2 separate regions of the Homo sapiens genome follow, and region 2 is linked to region 1. A link is a contact called in ENCODE Hi-C or POLR2A ChIA-PET data. All regions are on one chromosome and are shown on one strand. The core of a region is the stretch at or near the end of the contact, and the rest is flanking DNA. Distances in the headings are between cores, read along the strand shown.

The links. Hi-C counts contacts between places; a loop is a spot of excess contacts on that map. ChIA-PET counts read pairs that join two places held with the same protein, here RNA polymerase II (POLR2A). Pooled maps may share reads with other maps.
Region 2: a pooled map shows a loop between it and region 1 (2.5-fold over the local background). The contact joins the enhancer-like site here to the promoter of PCED1A in region 1. A Hi-C loop is called at or near these places in 1 of 50 pooled maps. POLR2A ChIA-PET finds 5 or more read pairs at or near these places in 3 of 52 experiments (AG04449, GM10248 and WTC11).

What each region holds. Positions count from the first base shown.
Region 1 is chr20:2,836,975-2,844,152 of GRCh38, forward strand. It overlaps PCED1A (PC-esterase domain containing 1A), which reads right to left and starts at 3,681. Exons shown (of 8, transcript NM_022760.6): 1 at 3,237-3,681; 2 at 2,815-2,959; 3 at 2,218-2,297; 4 at 1,870-2,108; 5 at 1,622-1,772; 6 at 1,258-1,504. The coding sequence starts at 2,938. It overlaps VPS16 (VPS16 core subunit of CORVET and HOPS complexes), which reads left to right and starts at 3,771. Exons shown (of 24, transcript NM_022575.4): 1 at 3,771-3,853. The coding sequence starts at 3,801. RefSeq lists enhancers at 1,207-1,506, 2,983-3,514, 4,048-4,579.
Region 2 is chr20:3,090,607-3,097,784 of GRCh38, forward strand. It overlaps the pseudogene RN7SL555P. Among named protein-coding and RNA genes, the nearest start is that of AVP, 9.5 kb to the left of the region's middle. RefSeq lists enhancers at 1,976-2,476, 2,477-2,977. Within about 2 kb of position 2,950, at least 3 of the 41 ENCODE cell types and tissues checked have a DNase peak (open chromatin) inside an H3K27ac peak, as active enhancers do.

The DNA of each region.
Region 1 (7,178 bases), core at 2,431-4,930:
TGCTGGGTACCAATGACTGCAAATCTACTCTGTATTTCCAAAGAACCTCAAATCAATCTGCTGTGACCAAACTCACCAACTCATCCTTCCACCCCAAATCAACTCTCCCTTTTCATGGCCCTAACTTCTGTAGCTCCAAATTGGATTTCAAAGGCCTAAGCCATCAAAACTAGCCTTACAACCTTCAGGGCATCCCATCATTTGCTGGGGATCAATTATTACATCTAAACAAGAAAATGGGGATGTTTAACCAAAATCTGTATTCACCTCCCTGATGCTCCAACTCCTGGCTACCAAGTGTTACAGGTCTGTCTCTATGATATTCCTGGACTCTCTGTGCCCCCACATCCTCTTGTGCTGCCATAATCGGCCTTCTAACATGACTCGTGCCTCCCATTCAACAAATACAATTCTGTTGATACTGTGTACAGGGAAATTGTGCTAGACACTGGGGCTGAAAGGGGTGAGTCGTCAACAAGTGCAGCAGGAAACTTGCCCTTTAAGGACACGATGCAGGGGAGAAGCAGCCATGGAGACAATCAGCCATGGTGCCCTCTTTGTGTGCATGCAGGGACTAGGGTGTTGACATGGAAACAGAGGTTCTGCAGCAGAGTGTTACAGTTGAGATGTGATGGGGAGCAGTGCCTCAAAACAAGGGGGAGTGGGGCCCTCAGAAGCCTCCACCAAAGGCCCAGAGATGGGGCCCGAGGAGAGCTACACCAAGCTGCACCAGTCACAGTGGGACTCTGAGGCTGAACTAAGAAGCCTATGGAACACTGTCCATTGAGCCCAAGTCCATAAGGCTGGCCTTCCCGATGCAACATCCCTGTTCCACACCCTGCCAGTTGACTGTACCCCCACCCCCCAGCTGTGGGCTTCTTTGCTTCTGCCACACTGCCTGGATGGCCCTTCCTCCCTGTCTTTCCACTCCTCACACCCATGCCCCATTTCTTTCCTGTTAATCTGTTGGGTAGGACCCTTGCAACATGCTGCCTTATGTGGTCAATACTTGTACAAGCTCCTTCAAGCACACAGAAATGACTACACAGCCAGACTGTAGAAAACTGGAACTTGGACAAGAATATTGCTCCGATGATCTAACCCTCCTCAGGGGTTGAGGAAGGTGCATGCAGAAGCCACAGGAGTCCTTCAAGGGACCTCTACTTCCCTTGAGTGGCTGTGTCCCATTCTGTTTCTGAGCCCTGTCCTCTGAGGGCCCCAGTGCATCACTACCCCCCCACTTATGGTAGGGCTCACCAGGGGGATAGCCACGCTTGGGCAGCTCCACGCCCCAGGCGTCAGCCACATGGGTCAGAAGCAGGTGTGAGAGGTGGCGGTGTGCATGCTGGTCCCAGTGGACACCATCCCGATGACGGTGCTGTACTGCATGCCGGAAGTGAAAGTGGAGGTCTAGGACATCAAAGCAGTGGTCCCCGGCCAGCGTAGCACTGTAGAAGTTCCCTTCAACCACATCCCGCCGCAGGGAGCCTGCCAGGGGCTGGAGCTAAGTGAGAAAGTGCAGCCTCTAAGAGCCACAGAACGCAGCAGGGTCTGAAAGCAGGGTGTCCTATCTACCAGTCTGCTATCCCATCTCTTGTCCTGATGGGCCTCAGTCACTTGCCTCTGGCAGGAGGAAACCCCCAGTGATACGTTCCCCGAGGGGCATCGCCATGTTCCACACCAGCAGGCAGGAGTCTGGCAATACTTGGTCCATGCGCACAAACACCCGCTCCAGGTTCTCCCGGTAGCTCTCCATTGAGCAGCGACCATATCTGTTGGATAACACACAGGGTGGGCAAGAGCACAAGGGTGGACTGCCTCAGCCGTACTTCCAGCCCCAACCAGTATTCCCCTTTCCCTCGCCCCAACCTGGAGAGATCCCAGAGGCAGGAGTTGATGATCACCAGGTCCGGGGCAGGTCCATATGTCAGCTCTTCCAGAACATCCTCAAGGTACTCGGAGTAAACACGAGTGAGGAAGTAGAAGCGCACAAGGTGGTGGCCAGAGCCCGAGCAGAACTGGCGGACCTCACGATACTGTGTCCCGTTGTGCAGCTCGCCCAGCTGGCCCCCAGCCACCAGCTGGTCCTGTTCAAAGCTCAGCTCCCCCTACCCACCCCCCCCACCCTACTGGTCAGACCCATGCCAGGGAGGAGAACCCTGCCAGGCCAGGGTCTGTGCCCACCCACCACTGACATGGCCACCAAGCTTCCCTCACCTTGGCTTTCAGCTGGGCAGCTGTGAGCAGTGAGTCTTTCTGGAGCAAGAGCACCAGGTCCTTGTACACAGCCCTCTGAACTGGGAGGAGACAGAGATCCCAAGGCTGAGGCAGACCTCAGCCTGCCCCAGCTCCTTCCAAGTCCAGGACCCCATTTTCCCAGGGCTGAGGTGCCCGACACCAGCTCTGTGGTTGACTTAGACGCAGGAGAAAAGATGAGGTTAAAAAGTCCTGGCATTGCCTCTGTTCTGTGTGCCTCCTGGCCAGCAGTATACAGTGACCCAAGATCACCTGGCAGAAATTAAGTCGGCCAAGTCACCCAGGAGACACACTACACAATGCAACGCTTTCGTGATGGAAATTATGGGGAGCTGTCAGGGCGAGAAATGCTGAGCAAGGATGGGCTAAAAAGTGCACAGGTTATTACACCTGTCAGGACTCCTGTGGAAGATGTGTGGGACATAAAAAGAGAAAACCTACTGGACGGAACAGACCAGAAGACAGACAAGAGATGTGAGATGGAAACAAATGGTCCAGACACACTGAACGGGCTGCAAGGTGTGGGACTGGAAGCGTCACCCTAGAAGAGGCACTCACTGGAGTCCCCCAAGATGACCACGAACTTGTTGTGTAGCAGCTGCTGGACTTCCGAGGCCTGGAAGTGGACCATGTCGCTTCGCAGCGGGCGGCGCGGCTCCTCGCTCGACAGACAGAAGACCATGCCGCCACCAGCAACGACAGGCTGCAGGGAGAGGCCACTAAGCAGCGCGATGGTGGGGACTCTGGGCAGGTCAGCCTCAGGGCTAGCCCCTCCGGGGCTGCTCAATGCTAAAGGGAGGAGGTGACGGCAGCAGAGCCATGGTGGCGCCAGCCTTGGTCACACTTGGTACCAGAGGCAGGGGGTCGTCCAGCCAGCAGGCCTCCAGGGCACTGGGGAGCTTCCCGCGCGGCGCCGCCCTGCGCCTCGCCACGTGCCCGCCGCCGTCCCGCGCATGCGCGCACCCGCTCGCGCCAATTACCAAGTCCCGGGGCTCCGCGGTGTTCACCCGCGACCCGGGTATGCCTGCGCACCGCGCGCCTGGCCCGCAGCGGGCTCCTAGCCAAGCCTCATGTTCCCGCGCCCCAGTCGGCCAGTCGGTTCTGCAAAGCTCCCGCCCCGCAGAGACCGTGGGTCCAGGTTAGCCGTCGGTGCACAGCCCAGCGCCCAGCGCTCTCCATGCGAGCGTCGCTGTGGCCCCGACGGCGCCTCAGGCCTCGGCGCCTCGGGCTGCGACGCTCACAGCTTCCACTTCCGTTCACCCATGTCCCGCCCTGAGCGACCCCCAGTGCCCGAAGGGAAAGCAAGGCGATGGAGGTGGCCGCCACAGGGCGCAGGAGCCAGGGCTGGGCCCACTTGGCGGGCGCGAAGCCCAGGTACGGGCTGGGGTCTCGGGGCGGCAGCCAAGTGAGGCTGCCCACAGTGGTGATGGCCGCGGCGGCGGCCTCGCCACGTGACCCGGACGGGCGGAAGCGGAAGTGCCGGCCTGGAGCCCGCTCTAGGTGGGTGTCCCCTCGGTGCTTCCCAGCTGCCGTCTGCACCAGCCATGGACTGCTACACGGCGAACTGGAACCCACTCGGGGACTCTGCCTTTTACCGGTGAGCTGCCCCGCCCTCCCGCCCACGGCCTGGCTTACCCTGCTCGCCCGCCGGCTGGAGTCTCCCGGCGGCGTTCGCCCCTGTCACTACTGGCGCTGGGGTCCGCCCCGCGCCGGCTCTCCCCGAGCGTCTGCCACTTAGCGCACAGCCGCCTTTGGGCAGGGAGCCGGGCCTTCCCCTGCTCCAGAAAAGGAAACTGAGGCAAGCACAGTGGTCACCCCGAAGCCCAGGTCTGTTAGCCTCCGGAAAGATGCTCAGATCTCGCTGAGGGAGGCAGCTCGCGGGTGACAGCGAGTGCCCAGTCTCCTGCCGGAAAGTGCTGCTGAAGTCAGACCACAGGGGCGCTCCGAGGGGGGCGGGATCGCACGGCGGGCGGGGTAACAGTGCTGACCAAGGCTGGGAAAAGGGGGCGAGTCGTCCGTGAATCCCGGAACAGCGGAAGTGGGAACCCCTGGGTTAGGGCAGCCCGCCCATGGGAGTTGTAGAGTCCTAAACCACGGATTTTTCTAAAGTGTAAACCCGTTACATCGTTACCCAGATTAGGATTTTCCCATAGCTTCCCTAATAGGAAAAACTACGAACTTCTCGTGGAACGTCTATCTGTAAGGCAGCCCGTTTGTCTCTCCAACCTCATCTACCGCTCTCCTACCCAAATCTTGCGTTCCAGCTGCGCAGAATTACAAGGCCCTAACCAGTCTGCAGTTTCTGTGGATACTGCCATTTCTCTCTTTATCTCACTGAAGAATTTTGCGCATCCTTCAGGACTTAGTAGTTCAAGGGTTCTTTCTGGAACTGTGCCTGATTCTCCCCCAATAGAATCCTGTGGGCCTCACTGGGCCCAGTGCTAGGGTCTTTTAGGTATGGTCTATTTGTATATTTAGGCGACATTTGTATAGGTTTCTTCTGCTAAACCAGGCTCCTTCAGGGCTGAAAGCATTTTTTTTTTTTTTGACAGAGTCTTCCTCTGTTGCCCAGGCTGGAGTGCAGGGGCACTCGGCTCACTGCAACCTCCGCCTCCCGGGTTCAAGGGATTCTCCTGCCTCAGCCTCCCGAGTGGCTGAGACTGCAGGCCCCTGTCACCACGCCCGGCTAATTTTTGTATTTTTTGCTAGAGGTGAGGTTTCACCATGGTGGCCAGGCTGGTCTTGAACTTCTGACCTTAAGCAATCTATCCACCTTGGCCTCCCAAAGTACTGGGATTACAGGCGTGAACCACTGAGCCCGGCCAAAAGCATGTTTCTTGCTTCTCTTTATCACCAGTGCATATTTAGAACAGTGCTTGCTATGTAATAATTGCCCATTAAAGTTTTTTAAAAATATTTTACTGGGCCGAGCTTTGTGGCATGTTCCTATAGTCCCAGGTACTGGAGAGGCTGAGTTAGGAGGATCACTGGAGCCCAGAAGTTTGAGGGTGTAGGGACCGATGTTAGAACCTGTGAATAACCACTGCACTCCAGCCTGGGCAACATAGCATACTCCCTCTGAAAAATTAAAAATATTATTTTAGGCCAGGCGCAGTGGCTCATGCCTGTAATCCCAGCACTTTGGGAGGCCAAGGTGGGTGAATCACCTGAGGCCAGGAGTTTGAGACCAGCCTAACCAACATGGTCAAACCCTGTCTCTACAAAAATTAGCCAGGCATAATGGCAGGTGCTTGTAATCCCAGCTACTTGGGAGGCTGAGGCAGGAGAATCGCTTGAACCTGGGAGGCGGAGGTTGCAGTGAGCCAAGATAGCGTCATTGCATTCTAGTCCAGGCAACAGAGTGAGACTCCGTCTATATATAGATATATCTATCTATATCTATCTATAGATAGATAGATATAGATAGATATATAGATGTATCTATATATATATAGATACATCTAGATGTATCTATATATAGATAGACATATGGATGTATCTATCTATAGATACATATAGATGTATCTATCTATAGATAGACATATAGATGTATCTATCTATAGATAGACATATAGATGTATCTATCTATAGATAGACATATAGATGTATCTATCGATAGATAGATGTATCTATCGATAGATAGATAGATGTATCTATCGATAGATAGATAGATATATGTTATGGATTGCAAGTAAAGATCACAAAGACATTGCATGGGGGTCTTACTTAAATAGAAGACATTTGTTTGTGCTAATGAAACTGTATACCATTCTCACTGACATATTAAAACTTTTAAATGTAATTTTTGGTACCTAATGTGATATACTTCCTAGATGGACAAGTGCCCTGTGGCAGTTTTTAGAGACCTGTTGCATTTGTTGTTTATTTATAATTCTCTCTTAGAAATATGCCTGTGCAATTGGCCGAGCGTGGTGGCTCACGCCTGTAATCCCAGCACTTTGGGAGGCTGAGGCAGGCAGATCACGAGGTCAAGAGTTCGAGATCAGCCTGGCCAACATGATGAAACCCCGTCTCTACTAGAAATACAAAAATTTGCCGGGCGTGGTGGCACACACCTATAATCCCAGCTACTCGGGAAGCTGAGGCAGGAGAATTGCTTGAACCTGGGAGGCGGAGGTTGCGGTGAGCCAAGATCGCACCACTGTACTCCAGCCTGGGCAACAGAGCAAGACTCCATCTTGGGGAAAAAAAAAAAAGAAAAGAAATATGCCTGTGCAGTATGAAAAAATTGCAAAAACTTCATTAAAAATCCATAAATGCAGTAGGAAATGATTTCAACTTGTTTCTGTGGAGAAGGAATTTCAGCTGACCAAGGTAGCCATGTCATTTAGTATTTACACACCAGCTAGTTGATACAACATTCACTTTTAAAATATCAACTTTACTTGTATTATTTTGAAGATACCTGTTGCCTACCCAGGCTTATTAAATCAAAGAGTACTGCAGACATTGACCTCATTACCACAGAGCTCTTATTTGTCAGATGTAGTCTTTGCTTTGTTGACATGTTAATAAGGTTTTAAAAGAATGTATGTGTTGGGTGCATGCCACAGACACAATCTGAATGATTAATCTACTCTTACCTGTGCTGTACTGCCAGAAAGGATTAGGGGTCTAAGGCTTGCTGGGGAGGATATTTATGTTTTAAGTTGCTAACAGCTATTGAGCCTTTCTTATGTACTAAACATGCTAAGTACTTTATGTGTTTTAACTTGCTTAAGCCTTACAATCCCATGAGGTAGGTACCATCTTACTGATGAGGAAGCCGAGGCACAGAGAGGCCAGGTTATACAACTAGTGACCAGGTTACACAGCTATTGAGTAGTGGAGTCAGGCTTTGAACCCAAACAGGTTCTAGACCTCTGTTAAAAAATAGGGTTTTGGGGGCGGGCAGGTTAACA
Region 2 (7,178 bases), core at 1,700-4,199, 250 kb after region 1:
CAAGTCACACCTGTTCCCAAGGTTATTTACTTGAAGTACTAACCCCACTTCCTGTCCCACTGAGGTCTTAAGGGAATCAGATGAGGGTGCCATAAAGGGTTAAGATTTCTGCAATCCTTACATAATAAAACGTGGCAAGCCTCCAGATGAAACCCCAAATGTCAGAATGTTCTATAAAGTACTTCCTTACCCTTAGACCACCTTTTCTGAGAAGAAGTAACAGTTAACTAATCTTAGCAGAGCATCTGCCCTGCCCACACCTTCTGTTTCTTATTCCCCTGCTGTATATACCATAGAACATCTCCACTACTGCCAGAGAGGGCATGGCCTCATTTTCTTTCTATCTTTTTTCCTTTTTAATTTTTTTTTTTTTTTTTTTTTTTTTTGTAGAGATGAGGGTCTCACTGTGTTGCCCAAGCTAGTCTCAAACCCCTGGTCCCAAGTAATCCTCCCACCTTGGCTTCCCAAAGTGCTGCAATTACAGGCGTGAGCCACTGTGCCTGGCCATTGGCTTCATGTTCTTTTTCTTTTCTTTTCTTTTTTTCTTTTTCTTTTTTTTTTTTTTTTTTTTTGAGACAGTGTCTCGCTCTGTCGCCCAGGCTGGAGTGCAGTGGTGCGATCATGGCTCACTGCAAACTCTACCTCCTGGGCTTAAGAGTGATCCTCCCACCTCAGCCTCCCGAGTGGCTGGAACCACAGCACCATGCCCAGCTAATCTTTGTTTTTGTGCAGACAGGATTTCACCATTTTCCCCAGGCTGGTCTCAAACTCCCGAGCCCAAATGATGTGCCCACCTTGACCTCCCAAAGTGCCGGGATTACAGGCATGAGCCACCGTGCCTAGCTGGCTTCATTTTCAAAAGAACACTGCTGGTAGCAGTAAGTCCAGCTTTCTCTCTTTTCACCTGTTGGCTCACTGCAACCTCCGCCTCCCGGGTTCAAGCAATTCTCGTGCCTCAGCCTCCCTAGTAGCTGGGATTACAGATGCTCACCACCATGCCTGGCTAATTTTTGTATTTTTTGTAGAAATGGGCTTTCACCATGTTGGCCAGGCTGGTCTCGAACTCCTGACCTCAAGTGATCCGCCTACCTCTGCCTCCCAAAGTGCTGGGATTACCGGTGTGAGCCACGGCGCCAGCCTCCAGTAGTATTTTTGAGGACCCACACAAATGCTCTGTAAACTATGAAGAGGGGAACAAGAGCAAACAAAAGATGTTGTGGGAGCCCAAGACCTGCTTACTGAATTGAATCAAAGAGGATACATTGAGCAGGGATGAGAAACCTCTGAGAAAAATGCTGAGCCTGAGGGGACAGGTATGGAACTGAAATGGATCCACTGCAGGACCAAGTAAAAAAGGGCGGGGGAGGCCTTCTGCTCTTTCCAGACCAAGGCACATCTCAGCTGGATTGAAGAGCTAAATAGAATAAAATCAGCCGACAAGCTGGGCGCGGTGGCTCATGCCTGTAATCCCAACACTTTGGGAGGCCGAGGCGGGCAGATCACGAGGTCAGGAGTTCAAGACCATCCTGGCCAACATGGTGAAACCCCGTCTCTACCAAAAATACAAAAAAAAATGAGCTGGGCATGGTGGTGCGCGCCTGCAGTCTTAGCTGCTTGGGAGGCTGAGGCAGGAGAATCACTTGAACCCAGGAGGCGGAGGTTGCAGTAAGCCAAGATCGCGCCACTGCACTCCAGCCTGGGCGACAGAGTGAGACTCCGTCTCAAAAAAAAATCAGCTGACGAGGGCCGGGGAGCGGCGGGGAGGGGATGCGGGAAGCCAGGTCTGAATATTTATCGTATCTCTAGAGGGGGGTTACATTAAACTTTTAAAAGAAATCAGAAATGAAAAGACAATAAAAATTCTTTAACTTGCAAAAATAACCTAAGTAAAAGGCAAAATAAACGAAGAAAAATATTTTTGACAAACTCGTTTCTATATGGAAAACCTGTACGGCAGCAAGACCTGTAGACTCGCATCTAGAGACGCTCAACCCTAGCTCCGTGTTCCAAGTGACGTGGCCTGTCGCACCCGCCGGGGACAATGACTGCGGCCCTGGGGTCCCACAGACGTTCCCTTTGCTAGACTTAAGGAAGAGCTAGGCCTGTCCGCGCTCCCAGCCCCCACGCAGCCAGACACCCGCGGGTGCTGAGATGAAGAGTGAAGTCACCAGGAGAGACAGGAAACAGCGCGGGCCTCGGGGACCCGAGGGCGCGGAAGCTCGGGGGCCGGGGTCGAGCACAGATTGGGAGGCGCAGCGCTGGGCGCACGTCCCCGTCGGCCCGGCGGCCCCTAATGAGGCGCGCTGTGCGCAGACTGCTAAGAGCAGCATGAGCACGGCTCCGGCGGCCCCCAGGGCCCCGCGGGTCGGCGCCACCCCGGAGCGCGGTGCCCGGAATCACTTAGCGCCATCAGCCGGGCGGCTGGGAGGGGGAAGCGGCCGATCCGGGCGGCTGGGAGGGGGAAGCGGCCGATCCAGGCGGCAGCGGAGGGGGCTGCAGCGGAGGCGGCCCCGGCTTGCACGCTCGCCCTTCCGCCTGCCCGGCAGGGCCCCGTCTGAGCCCCAGGCCCCAGGCCCAGCGGCGCCGCTCGCCGGTGAAGGAAACCAGCGCAGAGAGGCCGCGCTGCCAGGCGCGTGGTGGTCCGGGGGTCCACGTGTGAGCCTCGCCCTAGGCTGCCAATTGAGAGTTCCACCTCCGCCCAGAGAGACCCCACCTCACCCCTCCAACCTGGGGCGCGCGGGCCGGCGGAGGGGTCCTGGGGCGAGTGGGCAGGATAGGCCGCCGCGCGGGGTGGGCTTCTACGGGGTGTACTCGTTGCCTGTGGCTGGGGACTGAAATTCCCCGGAAAAGGAGACGGGGAGGACACACCTGGAGGGATAAACAGCTTGTGCAGGGATGTGAAAGAGAGAACCCAGCTGTGTGTGCGTGTGCGCGCGTGTGTGTGGTAGGGACGTCATACAGGACGCGTGGCCTACGAACGTGCTAAACCACTGGCAATAAAAACACAGAGTGTGGGGCCGGGAGCGGTGGCTCACGCCTGTGATCCCAGCACTTTGGGAGGCCAAGGCGGGTGGATCACCTGAGATCAGGAGTTCAAGACCAGCCTGGCCAACATGGTGAAACCCCATCTCTACTAAAAATACAAAAATTAGCCGGCCGTTGTGGCAGGCGCCTGTAATCCCAGCTAGTCGGGAGGTTGAGGCAGGAGAATCGCTTGAGCCAGGGAGGCGGCTGTTGCAGTGAGCCGAGATTGCGCCACTGCACTCCAGCCTGGGCAACAAGAGTGAAACTCTGTCTCAAAAAAAAAAAAAAAAAAAAAAGGAGTGTGTGCCAGCATCACTGTTTTAAGCCTTTTACGTATATTTTCCTCCTTGAATCACATAAACCCTGTGAAGGAGGAAGTATTTTTATCTCTATTTGCAGACAGGAAACTGAGGGGCAGAGAGGTTGAATAACTTGCCCAAGTTATTCAACGAACAAGTGATAAACAGCAGACCTGGGATTCAAACTCAGGCTCCAGGGTCTGTGCCCTTCACCACGCTACTGCCACAAAACCCTAGCAGAGCCGGGTGCTGGGGCACGCGCCTGGAGTCCCAGCTACTCCTGAGGCTGAGGCAGGAGGATGCTTGAGCCCAGGAGGTACAGGCTGCAGTGAGCCATGATCACGCCACTGCACTCCTGCCTGGGCTGCCGTGGGCTATGCCTAGCTGGCGTCTGCACTAAGTTCAGCATCAGCATGGTGACCTCCCGGGTGCAAGGGGACCACCAGGTTGCCTAAGGAGGGGTGAACCGACTCAGATCAGAAATGGAGCAGGTGAAAACCCTGTGCTAATCAGTAGTGGGATCCTGCCTGTGAATAGCCACTGCACTCCAGGCTGGGTGACATGGTCAGAACCCATCTTTGAAGGGGAAAAAAAAAAGATTGGGCTTGGGGGTGCATGCCGGTGGTCCCAACTACTAGCAAGGCAGAGGCAGGATGATGGCTTGAGCCCAGGAACCGGAGGCTGAAATGAGCTATGATCGTGCCACTGCACTTCAGCCTGGGTGACACAGTCAGACCCTGTCTTATAAAAAATAATAATAATAAAATATAAAATAAACAAAATAAAATAGCAGTGACTAAACCCCAAAGACATTTGTAATTTACTATAATTCAAGTTGGGAAGTGGGTGGTCCCAGGCCTGGCTGAAATTCAGGGATGGCATCTAGGGCTTCCCCACTCCTGTCTGGTACCCTCCACATGTCTGAGTGTCCCTCCTTGTGGCAAGGGGACAGCCACAAAATGGGTTCCCTCTTCTGAGCCTCTCCGCTCTCAGGGAGGAGAAACCTGCCCAGAGTCCCCACCCCTAAATCCCTCCAGACTGGACAAGCACCACTAGCCGGCTGCCTTCTTTGGGTTAGGCCAGCCAAAGCTCACCCCTAAGATTAGGTGTGCTCACAGGCCCCTGACAAAATGGGGTCCTGTTGGTGAGGAAGAGGAGGGACGGGACTGGCTGCTGGGTCAGTAACTGGGGTATTTGTCCCCGGCCCCAGGCTGGAAGGCATTGGTAGACTTGTACAGATCACTTCACTTGTGGGGACCCTGTGGCACAGAGAGACCCCGTGGCTTGTCCGGGACCACACAGCTAAGCCGGGCAGAACTACTGAGCGAGGAGCCTATCAGTCCTGGTTCCCAAGCTCCCTGCCCCAGCCTGCCCCTGGCCTCCCAGTGCCTTGGCCTGCCTCACATGCCTGGGCTTGGCCCCAGGTTATCTTCAGAGCCATCCCATCCTGCCTCCCTGACTGACCATGCCACTTCCCGCTCAAAACCTGTCCATGGCTCCCCATTGCCCTCTGGACAATGCCCAGACATGTCCAACAGGCCTGCAGGTCTGGCCCTGCTAACTCTCACCTTTGTCCACTCCCCCGAGTGACACACCGTTGTCCCCAGCCCCCAAGGGTACGCCAATTCCAGGCAGTGCTGCCGGGTCTTCTCTGTTGGTGCCTTTTATGTGATTTTTTTTTTTTTTCTTTTGAGACAGGGTCTCACTCTGTTGCTCAGACTGGAGTACAGTGGCGTGATCTCAGCTCATGCAACCTCTGCCTCTTGGGTTCAAGCAATTCTCCTGCCTCAGCCTCCGGAATAGCTGGCATTGCAGGCATGTGCCACTACTGCCCGGTTAATTTTTTTATTTTCAGTAGAAATGGGGTTTCACCAGGTCGGCTAGGCTGGTATCGAGCTCCTGACCTCAAATGATCCACCTGTCTCAGCCTCCCAAAGTGCTGGGATTACAGGCGTGAGCCACTGCACCCGACTCCTTTTATGTGATTGTTTTAAAGAACCAACCTCTGGTTGTGTTGAATCTCCATAGTGTTTGTTTCACTGATTTATACCTTTATTACATTTCATCTTCTTTCTTTCTTTCTTTTCTTTTTTTTTGCGACAGAGTCTTGCTGTATTGCCAAGGATGGAGGGCAGTGGTGTGTTTTTCAGCTCACTGCAGCCGCTGCCTCCCAGGTTCAAGCAATTCTCCTGTCTCAGCCTCTCAAGTAGCTGGGATTACAGGCACCTGCCAACGCACCCAGCTAATTTTTGTATTTTTAGTAGAGATGGCCATGTTCACCATGTTGGCCAGGCTGGTCTTGAACTCCTGACCTCAAGTGATCCACCCACCTCAGCTCCTAAAGTGCTGGGATTACAGGCGTAAGTGTGTGTTTTTTTAGAGATAGGCTCTGTTGCCCAGGCTGGAGTGCAGTGGTGCAATCATAGCTCACTGCAGCCTCAAACTTCTGGGTTCAACTGATCCTCTTGCCTCGGCCTCCCAAGTAGCTGGGACTATAGGTACCGACCGCCACGACCAGCTGATTTTTATTTTTTATGTTTTTGTAGAGATGGGATCTTATTATGTTGCTCAGGCTAGTCTCGAATTCCTAGCCTCAAGGAATTCTCCGGTGTTGGCCTCTGGAAGTGCTGGAATTACACGTGTAAGCCACCACGCCCGGCAAAGATTTTATTTTTTATTCAACCTGAGAGCTCCGGTTTTAACAAGGCAAATTGAATCTGTTAACATTGATGGTGGCTGCCCGTCTACTTGGATTCATTTGCAAACATTTAGCTTCTGTTTTCTTTTTGTTATTGTGGAGACACGGTCTAGCTCTGTCACTCAGGCTGGAGTGCAGTGGCGCGGTCATCAAACTATCCTCCTACCTCAGATTCCCAAGTAGCTGGGACTACAAGCCCAACCCACCATGCCAGCTAATTTTTTTTTTTTTTTTTGAGACAGACTTTTCTCTTGTTGCCCAGGCTTGAGTGCAATGGCACGATCTCGGCTCACTGCAACCTCTGCCTCCCGGGTTCAAGCGATTCTCCTGCCTCAGCCTCCCGAGTAGCTGGGATTACAGGCATGTGCCACCACACCTGGCTAATTTTGTATTTTTAGTAGAGACAGGGTTTCTCCATATTGGTCAGGCTGAACTCCTGACGTCAGGTGATCTACCCGCCTCAGCCTCCCTAAGTGCTGGGATTACAGGCATGAGCTACCGTGCCTGGCCCATGCCAGTTTTTTTTTTTTTTTTTTTTTTTTTTTGAGACAGAGTCTCGCTCTGTTGCCCAGGCTGGAGTGCAGTGGCGCAATCTTGGCTCACTGCAACCTCCGCCTCCCAGGTTAAAGCAATTCTCCTGCCTCAGCCTCCCAAGTAGCTGGGACTACAGGCGCCTACCACCACGCCTGGCTAATTTTTGTAGTTTCAGTAAAGACGGGGTTTCTCCATATTGGCCAAGCTGGTCTTGAACTCCTGACCTTGTGATCCGCCCACCTCAGCTTCCCAAAGTACATGAGCCACCGCCCCCGGCCACCAGCTAATTTTTTTTTTTTTTTTTGAGATGGAGTCTCGCTCTCTATCACCCAGGCTGGAGTGCAGTGGTGCCATCTTGGCTCACTGCAAGCTCTGCCTCCCGGGTTCATGCCATTCTCCTGCCTCAGCCTCCTGAGTAGCTGGGACTACAGGCGCCGGCCACCATGCCTGGCTAATTTTTTGTATTTTTAGTAGAGACAGGGTTTCATTGTGTTAGCCAGGATGGTCTCAATCTTCTGACCTCGTGATCCGCCTGTCTCGGCCTCCCAAAGTGCTGGGATTATAGGCGTGAGCTACCGCGCCCAGCCTGCCACCAGCTAATTTTTAAAAAAATGTTTTATAGA